Regions from separate parts of the Homo sapiens genome. Here all the other regions are linked to region 1. Evidence: read pairs that join two places in POLR2A ChIA-PET (ENCODE). Cell type or tissue: CD4-positive, alpha-beta T cell. All regions are shown on one strand. Links, peaks and the distances in the headings refer to the core of each region. The heading gives the core; the rest is flanking DNA. Region 1 has its middle 60 kb from the start of PCED1B-AS1. Region 2 overlaps PCED1B (PC-esterase domain containing 1B). Region 3 has its middle 17 kb from the start of LINC02156. Region 4 overlaps PCED1B (PC-esterase domain containing 1B).

The links. Peaks named below come from ENCODE experiments on the same cell type or tissue, not always from the same donor. Only the 100,000 strongest peaks of a DNase experiment are listed, where the experiment ranks them.
Region 2: POLR2A ChIA-PET joins it to region 1 with 14 read pairs; 12 of 35 experiments call an interaction of 5 or more read pairs at or near these places.
Region 3: POLR2A ChIA-PET joins it to region 1 with 11 read pairs; 6 of 35 experiments call an interaction of 5 or more read pairs at or near these places.
Region 4: POLR2A ChIA-PET joins it to region 1 with 24 read pairs; 14 of 35 experiments call an interaction of 5 or more read pairs at or near these places.

The regions. Positions count from the first base shown.
Region 1 is chr12:47,274,426-47,279,075 of GRCh38, forward strand. No RefSeq gene overlaps it. Among named protein-coding and RNA genes, the nearest start is that of PCED1B-AS1, 60 kb to the left of the region's middle. In CD4-positive, alpha-beta T cell, for the core only: no CTCF peak of the experiment used is centred there; DNase peaks (open chromatin) are centred at 2,576 and 3,856; H3K27ac peaks cover 3,242 bases.
Region 2 is chr12:47,191,445-47,196,094 of GRCh38, forward strand. The region is part of intron 2 of PCED1B (PC-esterase domain containing 1B); the gene reads left to right. Among named protein-coding and RNA genes, the nearest start is that of MIR4698, 6.0 kb to the left of the region's middle. In CD4-positive, alpha-beta T cell, for the core only: a CTCF peak has its summit at 2,556 (motif pointing left); DNase peaks (open chromatin) are centred at 787, 1,847 and 2,547; H3K4me3 peaks cover 1,558 bases; H3K27ac peaks cover 2,300 bases.
Region 3 is chr12:47,395,728-47,400,377 of GRCh38, forward strand. No RefSeq gene overlaps it. Among named protein-coding and RNA genes, the nearest start is that of LINC02156, 17 kb to the right of the region's middle. RefSeq lists a silencer at 2,061-2,110. In CD4-positive, alpha-beta T cell, for the core only: a CTCF peak has its summit at 2,152 (motif pointing left); DNase peaks (open chromatin) are centred at 1,664 and 2,114.
Region 4 is chr12:47,205,340-47,209,989 of GRCh38, forward strand. All of the region lies in intron 2 of PCED1B (PC-esterase domain containing 1B), which reads left to right. PCED1B-AS1 (PCED1B antisense RNA 1) reads right to left here. Exons shown (of 3, transcript NR_026544.1): 3 at 3,081-4,650. Among named protein-coding and RNA genes, the nearest start is that of PCED1B-AS1, 8.8 kb to the right of the region's middle. In CD4-positive, alpha-beta T cell, for the core only: no CTCF peak of the experiment used is centred there; DNase peaks (open chromatin) are centred at 722, 2,152 and 2,642; H3K4me3 peaks cover 1,487 bases; H3K27ac peaks cover 3,817 bases.

The DNA of each region.
Region 1 (4,650 bases), core at 366-4,365:
GGTCTCGAAGTCCCAATCTCAGGTGAACTGCCTGCCTCGGCCTCCCAAAGTTCCGGGATTATAGGCGTGAGCCACCACACCCAGCCTGTCATTTCGTTTTTTAAACCAACAACATTTAAATGGGTTCTGGCCAACTTTCTAGGCAAAGGTACGGAAATATATTGTATATCACATCACAGATGACAAGTGCTTCCAAAGAATATAAATGCTATTTTAGGCTTAGGTTTCTACATTGTCTAAGTTTCCATTACTTAAAGGAGAGACTTTCTTGCAGAAGGTATATTACTTCATACACAAGTTGGGATTTATACTGACTTTCCTAACATATGTATCTGGGAGAAACATTTGTGTGCAGTAGAAATGAAACCAGTCTAATTTTCCCATAGAACTGATGTTTTCAGTCTTTTAAAATAAACATAGAAATTGACCCTCCTGGTCTTAAAGCTTGAAACTTACAATCTGAGTTCCTTTCTCAGGAAATCATCATCAGGCCTTCTCAGATAGTATCAAGGAACTGAAACTCACCAGATCACTGCATCCAGACAATGAGATGCCAGATCCCTCACCCATCATGATTCCCAAACTGACTGCGTGCTTCCTATTGACCATCACCTCTTCCTTACTCCTCCCTGATTTCTGTTTTCCTGCTCATAGTTACATTCCTTCCCTGATATATAAATCCCCAACTTTAGTCAGTTGGAGAGACGGATTTGAGACTTATTTCCCATCTCCCTGGCTCACGTCACCTAAATAAAACCTTTCTTCCCTGGCAATACTCATTGTATCAGTGATTGGCTTTCTGTGTAGCGAGCAATGGGACATAGACTATACCCCTGACATTTTGGTGGCAGAAAGAGTTAATTACTAATCAAGTTTTCTCATTGATTTTTGATAATTTTTTTTAATTTTGTTTTTTGTTTTTCGTTTTTTTTTGAGATGGAGTCTCACTCTGTTGCCTAGTACGATCTCAGTTCACTGTAACCTCTGCTTCCTGGGTTAAAGCAATTCTTCTGCCTCAGCCTCCCTGAGTAGCTGGGATTATAGATGCCCACTACCATGCCTGGCTAATTTTTGTATTTTTAGTGGGGATAGGGTTTCACCATATTGGATAGGCTGGTCTCGAACACTTGAGCTCAAGTGATCCACCCTCCTCAACCTCCCAAAGTGCTAGGATTACAGGCAGGATACAGAGTTCTTGATGGTGTAGTTTGTATTTTTCCAAGGTAGATCTTAAACTGGCAACATAATTACACTTACTCTTGTCTTTTAGGCTAAAAAATAATTGTCAGTACTTGTGGAATGTCAATATTTCTGTGTTGCTTAATTAGATCATAGAGAATGCTCAGTTTCCTGGAGCATGTTTTCTTTTTGTTTGGTTTGTTTTGAGAGAAGGAGATTAGCAGGGTACAGAAAGCCAATTCTCTGAGATTACTGGAAAATAAAGCATTTACATAAATAGTTCCAGAAAGATTTATATGGATCTATTTTCAAAAATTATAGTCTGTAGACTTGCAGGTAAAAAAGCTCCAAGCAGGGAAAATAGGCAGAATTAGTTTCTCAGGAAGAACATGTGTTTGGATGCCTCTTAAATTTATGATTTTAGGATAATCTAATACCACTATAATTATACTACTACTATATATTTTTCTACATGATACTCCGGTTTAGCTCAGCAAGAGTTACAGATGTTTGCTAATTCCTGAAGCATCTGAAACAGGTATTAAGTCATTCACCTACCGATATTTAATGAGCCCTGTCTAGGAGCAAGACATTATGGCAATACGCAGGAGACTTTTTTTTTTTTTTGGAGACAGAGTCTAATTGTGTCACTTAGGCTTAAGTGCAGTGATGCAGTCTCGGCTTACTGCAACCTCCACCTCCATCTCCTGAGTAGCTGGGACTATAGGTGTGCATGACAATGCCCAGCTAATTTTTGTATTTTTAGTAGACACAGGGTTTCGTCAGGCTGCCCAGGCTGGTCACAAACTCCTGGGCTCAAGTGACCCCACCAGCCTCGGCCTCCCAAAGTGCTGGAATTATAGGCGTGAGCCACCATACCCGGCCTGCAAGAGACTTTTAGATGAAATCCTAGTTAATCCTAGTTAAGATCTGGTTAATAGAGTTAAGCACTACCACACAATGTTTACTACATTGTTCAAATATACAACACACATTTGCAAATCTTAAATAAATGAAACCGGAAATAAACTTACTGTGGGTCACTGTGTACCTCAATTTCGTTGTGTGTAATGCTGTGATCCTTCTATCTTTATAGTACCTTTACACACAATGGTGACTCAATAAATGTTTGTTGATGGCAGGCTGAATGAGTGTAGATATGAAGAAAGTAATCCCCACCACCACCCTGCCCTGAAAAACTGATTGCATTATGGTGCTTCTAATTAACTTTTGGTAGATACTAAATGAAAGGGGACCGAACTCTGACCCAAAGTTCATGTTTACAGCTTTGAACAGATTGAGTTTCACTCTTGAAGTGTGTGAACACAAAACAGCAGAACCCAGTGAGACAGGAAGCAGACAATTTTAACCATAGCTACTGCCACTGGAGGGGTGGGGTAGTTTGGGCTTTATTGTGCAAGACAGGAAGTATCCAGAGAGAAGAAGGAAAGGTATGAACTTGTATTGAGTGTTAAGTCTGTGTCAGGCATCAGGCCAGCAGCTTATATAAACCATTGTTGGATCACTCTGCCATTCTGAACTGGAGCCATTTAAAGATAAAAAGGACGACTCTTAGAAGTGTTATAGTTAGATAACTTGCCCAAAAAGTCTCACAGCTCACATTTGGCAGGTTCTGGATTGAAACTCAGACCAGTCTGCTTTGAAGGCCACAGCTTTCCCACTCTGCTCAGCTGTTTCCATTCTGCCTTTTGTAGTAAGAGGACTGACCATTTGAATTAGGTTCTCTTGGTTTTAAGAATAAGACTTAGGTCACCTCAAGTAATGAAGAATGTGCTATGTCCATTCCTTTAGAAAAGAGGAGCCAGTGATCTCAGGCTCATGACAAAGTCTCAGGAAACCCAGGAAAAGCAGAACCACCAGCTTTCAGAAAGGGTAGGAATGTTGTCAGAGCCAGGTCTCAAGGCGACGAATGAGAAAGTTGTTTAGATGCCAAGACAATTCTGGGAGTGCGAGTGTGGGATCTTCTGGGTCTTCTGGAAGGCCACTCACCATTAACATGACCCACTGACCCTCTGCAAGTTTGTTTTTTGGGGCATCTCTGGTTCTCTTTCATCATTGACTGGCTTTCCCACCTTTTTCTCACAATCTTTCTCTTAACGCCTATCCGCCCCTTGATTGTGCTCCCTCTCTACTTTAAGTGACTTATGACCCCTCATGGTCTCCACTCTTCTTCAAGGCTTCTTTCTTTTGCAGTATCTCAACAACTCTCAGTATATACTGCTCCATTTTCTCAGTGTTTCTTAATTCTAGTTCCTGAGAATTAGACTGCTGAAGCCAGCTTTACCTTGTTTGGAAAGGCTTTTCATGCTGGAATATCTCATGGGCTTCTAACAAGCCTAGAGGTCTGGGCTGCCCTGAGTTAGGGGTCCAGCCAGGTTTAGTCACCCCAGGAAAGTTGTGGGTGCACCTAGTTCCTTTAGAAGTGGCTAGGGACTGGGAAGGCACAGTGACTGACATACTGGTAGTGATGGATGAGAATGAAAATTGATCTCCCATAAACATCAGGTCAGCAGCAGAAAGGGGAGGTCACAAAATGGTAGTGGCACAAGCTGGCACTGCATAGAGTGGGAGGAAGATGGCACTAGGAAGAAATGCAAATATTTTTAGTCAAGAATTGGGAGTGACTGGGGAAGGAGCTACAGACCATGAGTCATCCATGAGTCATTCCTTCATAAGAATATGAAGGTTTCTTCACCAGAGACCTCTAGGAATGCTTCCTGTCTCTCCTTTTGTTGTTTCATTAAAATGTGTGCAATCTTACTGAGAATTGGGATTTTTCTCTTATTTCCAGCCTTGATATAGAATTGAGAACGTGACATTAATTATTTTTGTCTCTCAACTAAACTTATTTTTTAAAGATATTTTAATTATATAAATAACATACAAATATATTCTCACTATGAAAAATTCAAATAGTAGAGATAAGTCAAAGTCTACCTTGACTCTGTTTCCCAAAGCCTACCTCTTCTTCCCCAGAGGGTAGTCTATGTATATACAAGGTTCTATTGTATTTTTTATATAAGTAAACGGCCGTATTCAATACTTTGCAATCTAGAACCACTTCAACCAAAGTAGGTGGGTAAGGATTTTCACATCTCAGAAATACCAGCAACCAATTTCCACCCACAGATCCTGAATGCCAATAAAGGCTAGCCAGTTTAAGCAGCAGATTCCAGGTAAGTCGAAAGCCAAAGGGATCATTTGGTCAAAGTAAAGTACAAAGAGGCACAAGGATGATAATGGCCACTTATCTCTGAGTAAAGACAGACAGTCTGTGGCTTGACTCCTACCTGGTTTGGTGCTGTGAACTCTATCCATTTGCCTGAATTGGACCAGTGTAGTTGTCCAGTTCCACTGATGAAAATGGGAGTTCTCTTACTACAAACAACTGTAAAAAGTCCCAGAAGATGACAATGGGTAAGGGAGGACCTAAGCAGACAAAGGAGAGCT
Region 2 (4,650 bases), core at 432-4,431, 83 kb before region 1:
ATTATTTCTCCCAAATCCTCACCTTGACCCTCCCCAGGCAAACGTTCACATGTTCACAACCCAATGCATTCACTTTACTCTCATCCTAGGCAAATTGGGGGAAGTCATGTTTCCATTGCAATCCGGAAGAAGAAATACCGCAGGCCTGCCTCTCTCCACCCAGGACTTGGGCATAGTCATCATCCAGCCTTTGCCCTAAAGCAGAGGTTTTCAGCCCAGGTTGCAAAATAGATTGCCCTGGGAACCTTCATAAAGCTGGACACCTGGGCTGCTCACCCTGAGGAATTGAGGCAGAATCGCTGAGGGTGCGGCCTGGACACAAAAGTTTTGGGGTTTTTTTGGTTTTTTTGTTTTGTTGTGTTGTGCTTTTTTTTTTAAGGACCTGGTGATTCTGATGAGAACCACTTGCCTGCCTTTCTCTTTGCCAATCTGAGTCCATTACCATTTTCTTGAGCTAACTCAGACATCATTTTCTTTAGATACTCTATAGGAGCACCTAACATGGCGCTTGCCACAGAAATGATTGACTGTTTTCTCTCTGTACATCCTCATTAACTCCAACTCAATAGAACACCAATTTAATTTGCCTCCTTTGTATAAATGTATTCAATCCACCCCGTATCACTGTAGAATATCTATACATTGTTCTAGAATTACTGTTTTCTTATTTTATGTGGATCTGGCTTGCTTTAACTATTTCAAAAATGGAGGCTACGCTTTTTTTTTTTGTTTTTTTTTTTTTGCCTCTTTCCATAGTGCCAGCAAAGAGCTTCTAAATCACGACAAACAGTAAATGCATGTTGATTATAAGTAAAACCTATTTTTGCTTTCACTTTCCTTTGATATGAAAGTCAATTAAATAGGCTGCAGAGAACAGGGAGTTTAGAAGGCTGAAATAAGAAAAATATGTAGCCTGGAAAAAAAATGGAGATGACCAGTAAGCAAAGTGAAATTGTATATACTGCAGACTGATCGGCTCTATCCAAATGGGTGCTCCTTTTGGATATGAGCTCATTCAAATGGTAAATGATTTCATTCAAAACTTTCCTTTGGGAAAAGTCACTTGGAGAGTCCACTTTACATAAAAGAATCCAATTTAATCTTCAGTGGAAAAAGTGGAATTGGACGAGGGCAGAGCTCTCCTTTCATTTTAGAGAATAAAAGTGGCAGCCTGGATCCTGGTCCAGTCTCTGGTACTAACTAGCTGTGACTTTGATACATCATTGAGTCCATCAGAGCTGACTGACTCCCAGGGCTCTCCATAGCAATAATGGTAATAAAAATAGCAAACATTCATGGAGTTCTTGCTGTGTAACAGGCACTGTGCTGAGGATTTTTCATGCATTATTTCATTTAACCATCATTCCTTGAGACAAGTACTATCATTAACCCCAACTGAGGAAACTAAGGCTCGGAGAGATTAATTTGTCTAAGATCACAAAGAAAATGTATTTTGGTGAAACTATTCATTCAAGCCTAGCTCCAATGTCCATTCTTCTTTCCTCACGTCTACATGAGACCTTCCTTATCCCCATATTTGCAAGCAGAGTACATTATTCTGGGCTTACTGAATGCTTTATGCACACAGATATTTTAGCGCTTCTCCCATTGTATTTTGCTAATTGTTTTTGCATGTCTCTCCTAGCTGACTGCAAAAAATGAATTCAAGAGCTGTATTCTATTTGTCTTATTACTCTCATCACTTACTGTAGGGCTTAACAATTAATAGACTCTCATATGTACCAAAATATGAACTCTCAAATTTGTTGTATCCTCAGAGAGGTTGAGTAACTGACTCAGGTTCACACAGGAAGTACAAAGTGAGACCGGATTTTGCATTCCGGCATCTGACCGTCCCCACTTCCTATGAGCATCACTGTCCACTCAGAGTTGTTCAAGCCAATGCAGAAACCAGGGAACCATTCTTTATAATAATTCCCTGCTCACAATTCCTGAATTCCTGCCCCCTTCCCCCTTTCCACTCCAGTCATTGTTTCAGCCCATCACCTTCTCCCCAACCCTCAATCACCATGGTAATTCAGATTACTGCCTTCACTCGCCTGGATTACAATAGTTAGGGTGTAGGATTTTGGCTGACCCCCAAAACAAAAGATTAAAAATTATGGATGACTTTTATAAACTACAAGCAAGTCTTACAATTTCCCTCAGAGACAAAGATATACTTCTGCCCACTCAGCCCTGAGTAGCTTCAATCATGGTTCTCTAGTAAGTTAGAATTATATTTTCTCCCCGTGACATAAATTTCAGTATAAGGATCAGCAACATTGCTCCAGTCCTATAAATCATATGAGGCAACCAAATAGTCTCCAAGATTCTAGCTCATTTGCTGTTCATCTGTTTTAAGATTGCATTTCACCAGTTTATTTCAGGGTGTCTGCCATTTTGGCCCCAGTTTTGATAACTGCAGATTGTTGTTATTTTAAAGCCATTTCATTGCTCAGTCTTGCTGGGGCTGGGGCCCTGCCTTGCTCTTGCCCTCACTAAGCTGCATTCTGGTTTCCTGCCTACCTCCCTTGGCTTTGAATAAATACCACATGCTCTTGCTGTGCTTTTGCTGTGCTCTGCCACCTGCAGGGCCCTTGGTCATACTGTGTTGAGACCTCCTTGCAGGAGTGGCCGCTTGCCCTTTGCAGCCAGCATTTTTCAGATAACTTCCCTCCATGCTCCTGAAACACATCTGTCTCCCCACTGCCTGCCTCCTCTCAGGAATAGGTCTTTTTTTATTTTGAGATGGAGTCTCACTCTGTCGCCCAGGCTGGAGTGCAGTGGCACGATCTCAGCTCACTGCAACCTCCACCTGCTGGGTTCAAGTGATTCTCCTGCCTCAGCCTCCTGAATAGCTGGGATTACAGGCGCGCAGCACCACGCCCAGCTAATTTTTGTATTTTTAATAGAGATGGGCTTTCACCATGTTGGTCAGGCTGGTCTCGAACTCCTGACCTCGTGATCCACCTGCCTAGGCCTTCCAAAGTGCTGGGATTACAGGCGTGAGCCACCGCACCTTGCTGGGATGGGTCTCTTTACAGGTACTGGAACTAATTTAGAACCACAAATGTCCCTTTGATAGCTACTTATTGCAAACACAAGAGAAATTTCCTTAGTGTAAAGAAAATCAATCATTTTTGGCAAACTACTTAGACTTTCAACAGTGAAGCTTCTTAGAATATTGAGGTCTCCTGCTCTTCTGGGAACTGTGGGACAAAGTACTCCAGTTAATATCCTCAGATGACCTGCCAACAAGAAAGGTCATACCGGTCGGAGTTCCATGTGCTATTTAAAGAACAGACCTTAGATGGCAGAAGCAGCAATATGTGGCCAGGGTTTTAATGAGGAAGAGAAAGGTGCCGTGTGGCTAAATTCGAGAGTAAATGGCATTGTTGTGTTCAGAAACAGCACTGGCCACTTATCCTGTTTCATAATTCCTCTTCTTTAAAGTTATTATCTTCATTTTGAGTATTGTGAATTATTTATTAGTATTATATATTTAACTTGTTAAATGAAGAAATGTGTTCTTGTATGAGAGGGGGGAAGAAAAGCCTGTTTTAGTCTTTTGGAATTCATCTTTAGAAATATTTCTAAAAGTAGGCCGGGCGCGGTGGCTCACGCCTATAATCCCAGCATTTGGGAGGCGGAGGCGGGTGGATCATGAGGTCAGGAGTTCGAGACCAGCCTGACCAACAAGGCGAAATTCCGTCTCTTCTAAAAATACAAAAATCAGCCGAGCATGGTGGTACACACCTGTAGTCCCAGCTACTCGGGAAGCTGAGACAGGAGAATCACTTAAACCCAAAAGGCGGAGGTTGCAGTGAGCCGAGATCATGCCACTGCACTCCAGCCTGGGCGATGGAGCGAGTCTCTGTCTCAAAAAAAAAAAAAGAAAAAAAGAAATATTTCTGAAGGTGACAGCTAATGTCTCGAGGGAGAAAATGAGGATCATGAGAAAATGAAACAATTTTTCTCCATATTAATTATGTGTACAATCCAAACCTATCTGATAGCTGGTGACTACAAATTTATTCATTTTCCCTCTACCCACCCTCCTTCCTCTGATTATCTTTCTAAATTCACTTAGAGGCAGCAACTACCCAAAAAAAAACCCCACCATAGTAGAGTAGAGGAGGGATGGGTGTTGTATTAAGGAAGGTATAGCCCCTGTAAGTAACATGCTACAGTAAGGGCCAGAAACAAGAAGGTTGCTCACAGCAGCCCCAGTAGAGTTTAATATCAGATATTGAAGTGAGTCAGGAAGATCTAAGAAAATCATACCTGAGTCTACCAGAGTTGTCTGTTCCCACTTTTTTCATTCTTCATTTCCTCACCCTCTATTCACATTTTATGTATAGTTAAATATTCATTATTCATTTTATTATGCCCATGCAGATAGCAGTCAGAACTTAATGTTATAATATACGGGCTATGGTTATGTTTTATTAACCATTTGCTTTTTTCTTGAACTTAATAATTACATTTTTTAAAAACTGCTTAGTTTTCTGGTCTCTATTACAATTCTTCCCACACCTTCCAATATTCTATTAGCCCAATTTTCCAAAGATTAGTCAAACTAGGTGATGCATTAATTTCAGTTCCAAAATAAATGAATTCTTTTAACTTTGCAAAGACTATTACATA
Region 3 (4,650 bases), core at 223-4,222, 120 kb after region 1:
ATAAAAAATTTACTTAAAATTTGAAAAAAATTAAGTAATTATTTCAGGCTGAAAATGTTTGTAAACCATTAAGAACATCAAAGTGTCTGCATTTTGAAAATATGTGATTTTATTCTTGGTGCCCATGGAGATTCAAAATGTACCTCTTTTAACAACAAATGAATTTTTCTCCTATAGTACAAAATCACTCTTTTTTTTTTTTAAAAGAAGTCTCGCTCTTGTCTCCCAGGCTGGAGTGCAATGATGCCATCTCAGCTCACTGCAACCTCTGCCTCCCGGGTTCAAGCAATTCTCCTGCCTCAGTCTCTTGAGTAGCTGGGATTGCAGCTGCCTGCCACCATGCCTGGCTAATTGTTTTTTTAGTAGAGATGGGGTTTCACCACATTGGCCAGGCTGGTCTCAAACTCCTGACCTCAGATGATTCACCTGTCTCGGCCTCCCAAAGTGCTGGGATTACAGGCATGAGCCACTGCTCCCAGCCCAATGACTCGTTTTTAATTCAACTAAAATAAAACTAGGAATCAATCACTGTTGAGTAATGGGGATTTGTAAAAACATCTGAAATATGAAAAATGTTACCAAAACTTGGGTAGAGACTGGGGTAGCTGTCAGGACACTTGTGACAGAAGCCAGCACTTGGCCTAGCCTTTCAGAATTACTGTGGGACTTTCACTGAATCAGACTTCCCTTCTTTCTTAAAAGACCCATATGGGGCAACTGTATCTCACCATACATCTTCTTCTCTCTTTTTTTTTCTAGCTAAAATGGAAAGGATGGAACCCGAGATATCTTTGTCTTTGTCTTCCTTGTCTTCCTTGTTGACATTCTTTGTCTTCCTTGTTGACAGCTCCTGCAGGCATCCCCAAACTGATTTGCTGAAGGTGAGAATCTGCCCCCTGAATCACAAAGGGTGGCTGTGCTGCTCACTTAGTCTGTTTTGTGTTGCTGTAACAGGATATCTGAGACCCAGTAATTTACAAAGAAAAGGGGTTCATTTAGCTCATGGTTCTGCAGGCTGGGAAGTACAAGAAGCATAGCATTAGCATCTGCTCTGGTGAGAGCCACATGGTAGGTCCAAACATGGTAGAGAAGGTCAAAGGGGAATTATGAAAAGTCAGAGCCCAATGGCATCTTGGCTTTACCACAACCTATTCTCAAGGGAAGAAATCCATTCTCAGCAATGAACCTAGTCTGGCCAGACAAAGAATTTACTAACTAACAAAAGGGTACCAAGCCATGCATGAGGGCTCTGCCTCCATGACCAAGTACTTCCCACAGGCTTACTTCCCAACCCCGCAAGACAAGGACCAAATTTCAACATGAGTTTTGCTGGGAACAAACAAATCCTACCCAAACCATAGCAGCTGCCAATGACAAAATGAAACCAAGTTTCATAGGGCCCTCTCTGCTCCACATGTAGGCAACTCTGCAGGCATTTGGAGCACCTGTTAGCATGGACTAGAAGTCTAATTGGCCCTTTCTTCCTGTGCAGAGATCCTGGTGCAGGTGGCTCTCCCTGCTTCACCCCTAGGCATATCTTCAGGCATTTGGAGCACCTGCTCTCTTGGTTCAGCAGCCTGAGCCACCCCCACCCTTCCTGTGCATAGACTGTGGTACAGTAGGGCCCCCTCCACTGCAAGCAGATCTCCAGACATTCAAATCACCTTCTTGCTTGGTTCAGCAGCTGAAGTCACCCCACCCCTCCTGTACAGAGATCTTGGTGCAGGGGACTTTTTCTCTGCTTCATGGCCAGGGAGATCTTCAGGACCCTGGAGCACCACTCTCCTGGATTAGGAGTTTAGGCTGACACCCATCCCCATCCAGAGAACTTGGGGCTGAGGAGGTTTCCTAGCTCCATGCCTAGGCACACCTCTAGAAACTTGGTGGCAGCCCACTGGATTCTCCTTTGGCACTGGTGCTTATGCTTGCCATCAGGGGACGTGTAACTGGGCCTTCCAAGTTCGGCTCCACCCATCTTGCCCCACCCCTCCATTCCCTGGAGCTGAGAAGAGAGCTCAGACCACTGTGCATTCCATAAATGAGCCCATTGCCTGAGGCAACAAAGAGCTCCTCTCAGTAAACAAGGATCGGGTATATACCCAGCCATGTTGGCCACAACCAGCTCTTACACATAAGTGACATCTACTGGCTTGTCTGTTTAACTGCACAGCCCCGTGTAATATCTAGAGAGTGTAGGAAGAGGGGAAGGGAAAGAAAAAGAAGAAAAGGCAATAATTTTATAGGGAAAGAAATAAAAACAAAAATCCTACCCACACAAAAATAATTACAAAAATTAGAAGTGCCAGCACTTCCAGATGAGAAGGAATCAGAGCAAGAATTCTGGAACCATGAAAAATCTGAATGTGACAACATCAAAAGATCACAGTAGCTCTCCAGCAATGGTCCCTAACCCAGATGGAAACCCAGAAATTACAGATAAAGAATTCAAAGCATGAATTGCAAGGAAGCTCAATAAGATCCAAGACAAGGTTGAAAATCAACACAGGCCAGGTGCAGTGGCTCATGCCTGTAATCCCAAGACTTTGAGAGGCCAAGGCAGCAGGATCACTTGAGGTCAGGAGTTCAAGACCAGTCTGGCCAACATGGTGAAACCCTGTTTCTACTAAAAATACAAAAAATTAGCTGGGTGTGGTGGCGCACGTGTGTAGTCCCAGCTACTTGGGAGGCTGTGGCAGGAGAATCACTTGAGCTGGGAAGCGGAGGTACCAGTGAGCCAAGATCACACCACTGTACTCCAGCCTGGGTGACAAAGAAAGACTCCATCTAAAAAAAAAAAAAAAAAAATCAGCACAAGGAAACTTCTAAAGTAATCTGGGAAATGAAAGAAGAGATAAAACATCCTAAAAATAAATCAGTCAGAGCTTCTGGAATTGAAAAACTCACTTAGGGAATTTCAAAATACAACTGAAAGTTTTATCAATAGACTGCACCAAGCAGAAGAAAGAATTTCAGAGTTTGAAGACTGGTCTTTTGAACTAACCCACTTACACAAAAATTTTGTTAAAAAGAATTTTTTAAAGATAGTCTTTGAGAAATATAGAATTATGTCAAGTGACCAAACCTATGCATTGTTGGCATTCCTGAGAGACAAGAGAAAAAGTAAACAACCTGGAAAACATATTTGAGGAAATAATTCAAGAAAATTTTCCTAATCTTGCTAGAGAGGTAGACATCTGGATATAAGAAATCCAGAGAACATCTGTGACAAACTATTCAAAATGAACATAACAAAGAAATTAAGTCACTACACTGTCCAAGGTCAATATTAAAGAAAAAAAAATGTTAAAGGCAGCTAAAGACAGAGATCAGATCACATACAAAGGGAACCCTATCATGCTAACAGCAGACTTCTCAGTATAAACCTTACCAACCAAGATAGGCTGGTGGCCTATTTTCAGCATTCTAAAAGACAAGAAATTGTATTTCGCAGAGAAATACAAAAGACTCTCAGAGACTATTATGAACACCTCTGTGCACACAAACTAGAAAATTTAGAGGAAATGGATTAATTTCTGGAAACACACAAGGCCCCAAGATTGAATCAGGAAGAAGTTGAAACACTGGACAGATCAATGTGAAGTTCCAAAATTGAATCAGTCACAAAAAAAGCCCCAGACCAGATGGATTCACAGTTGGGTGAATTCTGCCAGATGTACAAAGAAGAGGTGGTACCAATTCTACTGAAACTATTCCAAGAAAACAAGGAGGAGGATGCCTCCCTAACTCATTCTGTGAAGCCGTCATCACCCTGATACCAAAACCTGGCAAAGACACAATGAAAAAAAGAAAACTACAGGCCAATGTCCCTGATGAACATAGACAAAAATAACTTTAACCAAATCCAACAAAACCAAATCTAACAGCACATCAAAAAACTAATTCACAATGATCAAGTAGGCTTCATTCGTGGGATGCAAGGTTGGTTCAGCTGTGCAAATCAATAAATGTGATTCACCATATAAACAGAATTAAAAACAAAAGCCGTATGATCATCTCAATAGACATGGAGAAAGCTTTTGATAAAAGCTAACATCCTTTAATCGTAAAAGCCCTTAACAAACTAGGCATTGAAGGAACATGCCTCAAAATAATAAGAGCCATCTATCACAAACCCACAGTCAATATCATACTGAATGGGAAAAAACTGGAAGCATTTCCCTTGAGAAAAAGAACATGACAAAGATGCCTACTCTCCTCACTGCTATTCAAAATAGCACCAGAAGTGCTAGCCAGAACAATCAGGTAAGATAAAAAAAAAAAAGACATCCAAATAGTAAAAGAAGAAGTCAAGCTATCTCTCTTTGCTGATGATATGATTCTACACCTAGAAAACCCTAAAGATTCTGCCAAAAGGGCTCTGGAACTTATAAACAACTTCAGTAAAGTTTCAGGATACAAAATCAATGTACAAAATTGGTAGCATTTCTATACACCAATAATATTCAAACTGAGAGACAAATTGAGAATGTAATTTCATTTACAGTAGCCAAAAAAAAAACCCTAAAATACCTAGGAATACATCTAACCAAAGAAGTGAAAGAGTTCTACAAGGAGAAGTACAAAATGCTACTAAAATAAATCATAGTTGACACAAACAAATGAGAAACATTTCTTACTCATTCCTTGCTC
Region 4 (4,650 bases), core at 283-4,282, 69 kb before region 1:
TAGTGACGTTATCCCCAGGAGCAATTTGGAAAGGTTCAGAATCCTGCAGCCTCCAGCTGCATGACTCCTAAACCATAATTTATAATCTGGTACCTAAGGTGGTAGTCTTGCAAAGACAGTGTAGTCTTCAGGTAGGAAGGTGGTTTGTTTTGGCAAAGGGCTGTTACCGTCTTTGTTTCAAAGTTATACTATAAACTAAGTTCCTGCCAAAGTTAGTTCAGCCTATACCCAGGAATGGTGTAACAGCTTGGAAATTAGAAGCAAGGTGGAGTCAGTTAGGTCAGATTTCTTTCACTGACATAATTTTCTTAGTTGTAATTTTTGCAAAGTCAGTTTCAATAGGTTTTTATGAATAGGAGGAAAGAAAGAGAGGGAAAGAGGGAGAAGAGGAGGGAGGAAAAGAGGGAGAGAGAGAGGAAGGAAGGAAGGAAGGAAAAAAAAGGGGCAATAACCATGTAACCGCCTAAGGGGTTCACCTTGCCCACTGCGTAGACAGAGCCAATTCACCAAAATAAGGGAATTGGAATAGAGAAAGAGTAATTCACGCAGAGCCAACTGTGCAGGAGACCAGGGTTTTATTATTACTCAAATCAGTCTCCCCCAGCGTTTGGAGAGCAGAGTTTTTAAGGACAATTTGGTGGGTTGGGGGAAGCCAGTGAGCCAGGAGTGCTGATTGGTTAGGGATGAAATCACAAGGAGTCGAAGCTGTCTTCTTGCGCTGAGTCAGTTCCTGGGTGGAGGGCACAAGATCAGATGAACCAGTTTACCGATCTGGATGGTGTCAGCTGATCCATCACATGCAGGGTCTGCAAAATATCTCAAGCATTGATCTTGGGAGCAGTTTAGGGAGGGTCAGAATCTTGGAGACTCCAGCTGCATGACTCCTATCCATAATTTCTAATCTTGTGGCTCATGTTAGTCCTACAAAGGCCATCTAGTCCCCAGACAAGAAGGAGGTCTGCTTTGGCAAAGGGCTGTTATCATCTTTGTTTCAAACTATAAACTAAATTTCTCCCAAAGTTAGTTCAGCCTATGCCCAGGAATGAACAAGGACAGCTTGGAGGTTAGAGGCAAGATAGCTAGCGTTGGTTAAGTTAGATCTCTTTCACCGTCTCAGTCATAATTTTGCAAAGGCAGTTTCAACCATAGTCAGCCCTCAGTAAGTACTAACCATAATATTGTCAATGATTGGCACCAGGCTTGGTGTGTTTTGCTCCACCTCCTGCCTCCTTGGTAATTCCTCAGCCTGCTGGGGACAAGGCAAAAGTCTTTTTTCAGTTTCTCTTTATATGAATTGATCATTTTTCAACTGCTAGGTTTTCTTTGGGGGACTGAGGCAGAAGGATCACTTGAGGCCAGGAGTTCAAGACCAGCCTGGTCAATATAGCGAAACCTCATCTCTACCCCGCCCCCGCAACAAAAAAAAAATCCAAGGTTTTTTTAAGGACCTTGTATGTTAAAAATGAAAGTGAAGAAGTAGATCTGACGGTAGTTACAGACACTACCCTGTTTCTACCTTCCACTCTGTGCTCTCAAATCCCAACATCACCAACATAAATAAATGGTGATTAGATGCTTTAGCCAGCATTTGCTCTTGCCTTAGGTAAATGGCTATTCGAATGGCCAGGGACTTTGACATACTCATCCAACTGAAGCTGAACTCAACTTGGCAGGCTCTGCCCAGGTAGAAGGAGCTTTGAATGGGATTTTAGCAAACAATCAGATGTTACCAAAATCTTATTAGGAGAACAGCATGTAGAGTTACCCTGTGGTCTCTAGCTCAGGGCCTTGAGGGAATATCCTTTCAGAGCCTAGATGGAGCCCCATGGTCAATGCACCAAGAAAATAAAGGACTTTAGCCTGAAGGTGACAGATGGAGGACTAAATTACTTTAAACTTTTGTCCAAAATACATAAACATATTGCTAGAATAATATCAGTGTTGGTTTGAATAGCCTGTTGGATTGGTTGAGATGAAGTAAGGAGCTGGCAGCTGGGCTCATCTGGTAGCACAGATAAGAACCTAATTAGCTCTATGAAAGAGGAAGCCCTGTGCCACCTCCCCAGAGCTGTGTGAGGCCCAGGGGCACACCTTCCAGCTGCCTGAGGCTGCTGCCTCCTCCCAGTCCCACTGAGGAAAGGAAGTGCTCTTTCTCTCCTGATAGGACAAGGATGACCCAGCAGATGGGCACGTGGGCAGGCAGAGCTCTCAACTACCTTTTCTCTTAGCATGGGTGACAGTGTGTATGACCACAGACCTCCCTTCCTTCCTCTTTGCTTTTATGGACCAAGCGATGGAAGGAAATGACAATAAGGAAATCTTCCTTACACAAATATGTAAGTATGCATTCCTCTTCATCAGACACAATCACAACTTAAAGAACTTGCATCAGTCTTGTGAGCTGGCCCCTAACCCCTGACTATAATCTATTATTCTTAAGATACCTACTGAGAGAACTTATTCAGATAAAACATTTTAGGGCTTTTTGGAGCTTTTCTATTTAAAGAATAACAAGCTCCTTCTCTAGTTTTCTTTAACAAACTAAGCATATGACAGGCAGAGGTTACAGATTTTTCATAGCTTACTTCCTCCTGAAATTTAAGTCTGTGGTTAATCAAGCTCTGTGAATGACAGTTTCTCCCTCGAACTTTGTGGGCTAACACAGCTCTCTGAACACCCATAATTTGTTGGGTTTTTTTTTTCTTTTTTTCCTGAGCAGTGTAAACAATTGTAAAGCTTTAAATAAATAAGCTATAAGAAGTTTTCCCAGGGTCTTGATTCTGTGACTCCACCAGGTGTCAAGGTCTCTGAACCGGCTGCCCTTAGACACGTGCCTGAACTCAAAGCAGTCATACTGTTAAGGGATAGACTTGGTGCTGTAAACTTAGCCATTTTGGTTTTTGTTTGTTTGTTTGTTTTCAGACAGGGTCTCATCTCCCAGGCTGGAGTGCAGTGGCACGATCATAGCTCACTGCAGACTTGACTTTCTGGGCTCAGGTGATCCTCCCACCTCAGCCTCCTGAGTAGCTGAGTATAGCACGCACCACCACCCTCAGCTAATTTTTTATTTTTATTTTTTTGAGACGGAGTCTCACTCTGTCACTCAGGCTCTAGAGTGCAGTATCGCGATCTCGGCTCACTGCAACCTCTACCTCCCAGGTTCAAGCAGTCCTGCCTCAGCGTCCCGAGTAACTGGGACTACAGGCGTATTTTTAATAGAGACAGGGTTTCTCCATGTTAGCCAGGCTGGTCTCGAACTCCTGACCTCAAGTGATGCACCCACCTTGGCCTCCCAAAGTACTGGGATTATAGGCATGAGTCACCCTGCCCAGGCTATTTTTATTTTTGTATAGATAGGGTCTCACTATGTTGCCTAGACTGGTTTCAAACTCCTGGGCTCAAGCGATCCTTCCACCTTGGGCTCCTAAACTGCTGGGTTTACAGGCGTGAGGCTGTTTTGATTTCACTTGTAGGGAACAAAGACTGACACTGGCCGGGTGCAGTGGTTCATGTCTATAATCCCAACATTCTGAGAGGCTGAGGCAGGCAGATTGCTTGAGCCCAGGAGTTCAAGACCAGCCTGGTCAACATAGTGAGACCCTGTATCTACCAAAAATAACTTAACAACAACAAAAACAAATGCCCTGCTTGACTTTGTCACAGTGTTTTAATTTTCATTTACATCACCCTTCTCTATGTGGCACTGTGCGTGTGGCATCTATGCTGCTCAGGACACAGTGAGGTGTCTGGTTGTCAGGGTGAGCAAAGACCAGGGCAGGCAGAGGGACCTCAGATTCCGGCTTCACTGCTTAGTGTCAGCTGATTGGCTTGAGGCAGAACCAGCCCTCCAGGAAGTCCTTTCCCTTTTCTGATATTCCTCATGGAGACAGTAAGAGCTACCCTGCAGGGTGGTTTTAAAGGTAACAATAGGCTGGGCTCACCTGTAATCCCAAAGGTGGGAGGATCACCTGAGGTAAGGTGTTCGAGACCAGCCTGGCCAACGGGGCATGGTGGCACATGCCTGTAATCCCGGCTACTCGGGAGGCTGAGGCAGGAGAATCACTTGAACCAGGGAGGCGGAGTTTGCCGTGAGCCAAGATCATGCCATCGCACTCCAGCCTGGGCAACAGAGCAAGATTTCGTCTCAAAAAAAAAGGTAATAATAATGAATACATGAATATGTAACACCTGGATTAAAGTAGACTCTCAATAAATGGTAGCAATAATAATTATTGTTGATTTTGTGAAAAGAGTTGATACACTTTAAATGCTTGGAATAGTATACTCAGTAGGTGTTCATTGTTATTGAATACTGTTATCAAAGGGAATCCAGATGCCTTATCAATTTGGGATCTTCAGGCTTTATCCCAGTAATGCTATGGATTTGGCTAATGTGTTTGATTAAGGCAGAAAGGCTGGTATCTTCAGAAAAATTTTATGTGATTTAGCAGGTTAAATTCAACCTATGAAGGGAAGTAAAATTATAAGATCTGAGTCTTAGAAAGAGCAAGACTGTAGTTTAGAGAACGGATTGGAAGAAGATGAACTTGGAAGCCACAGCACCACCACAGCAGGATTCTAGATTTGAACTAAAGCAGAGGCTATAGGAAGAGAAGTAGACTGATCAGAGACTAGCTTTGGAGATAGAAG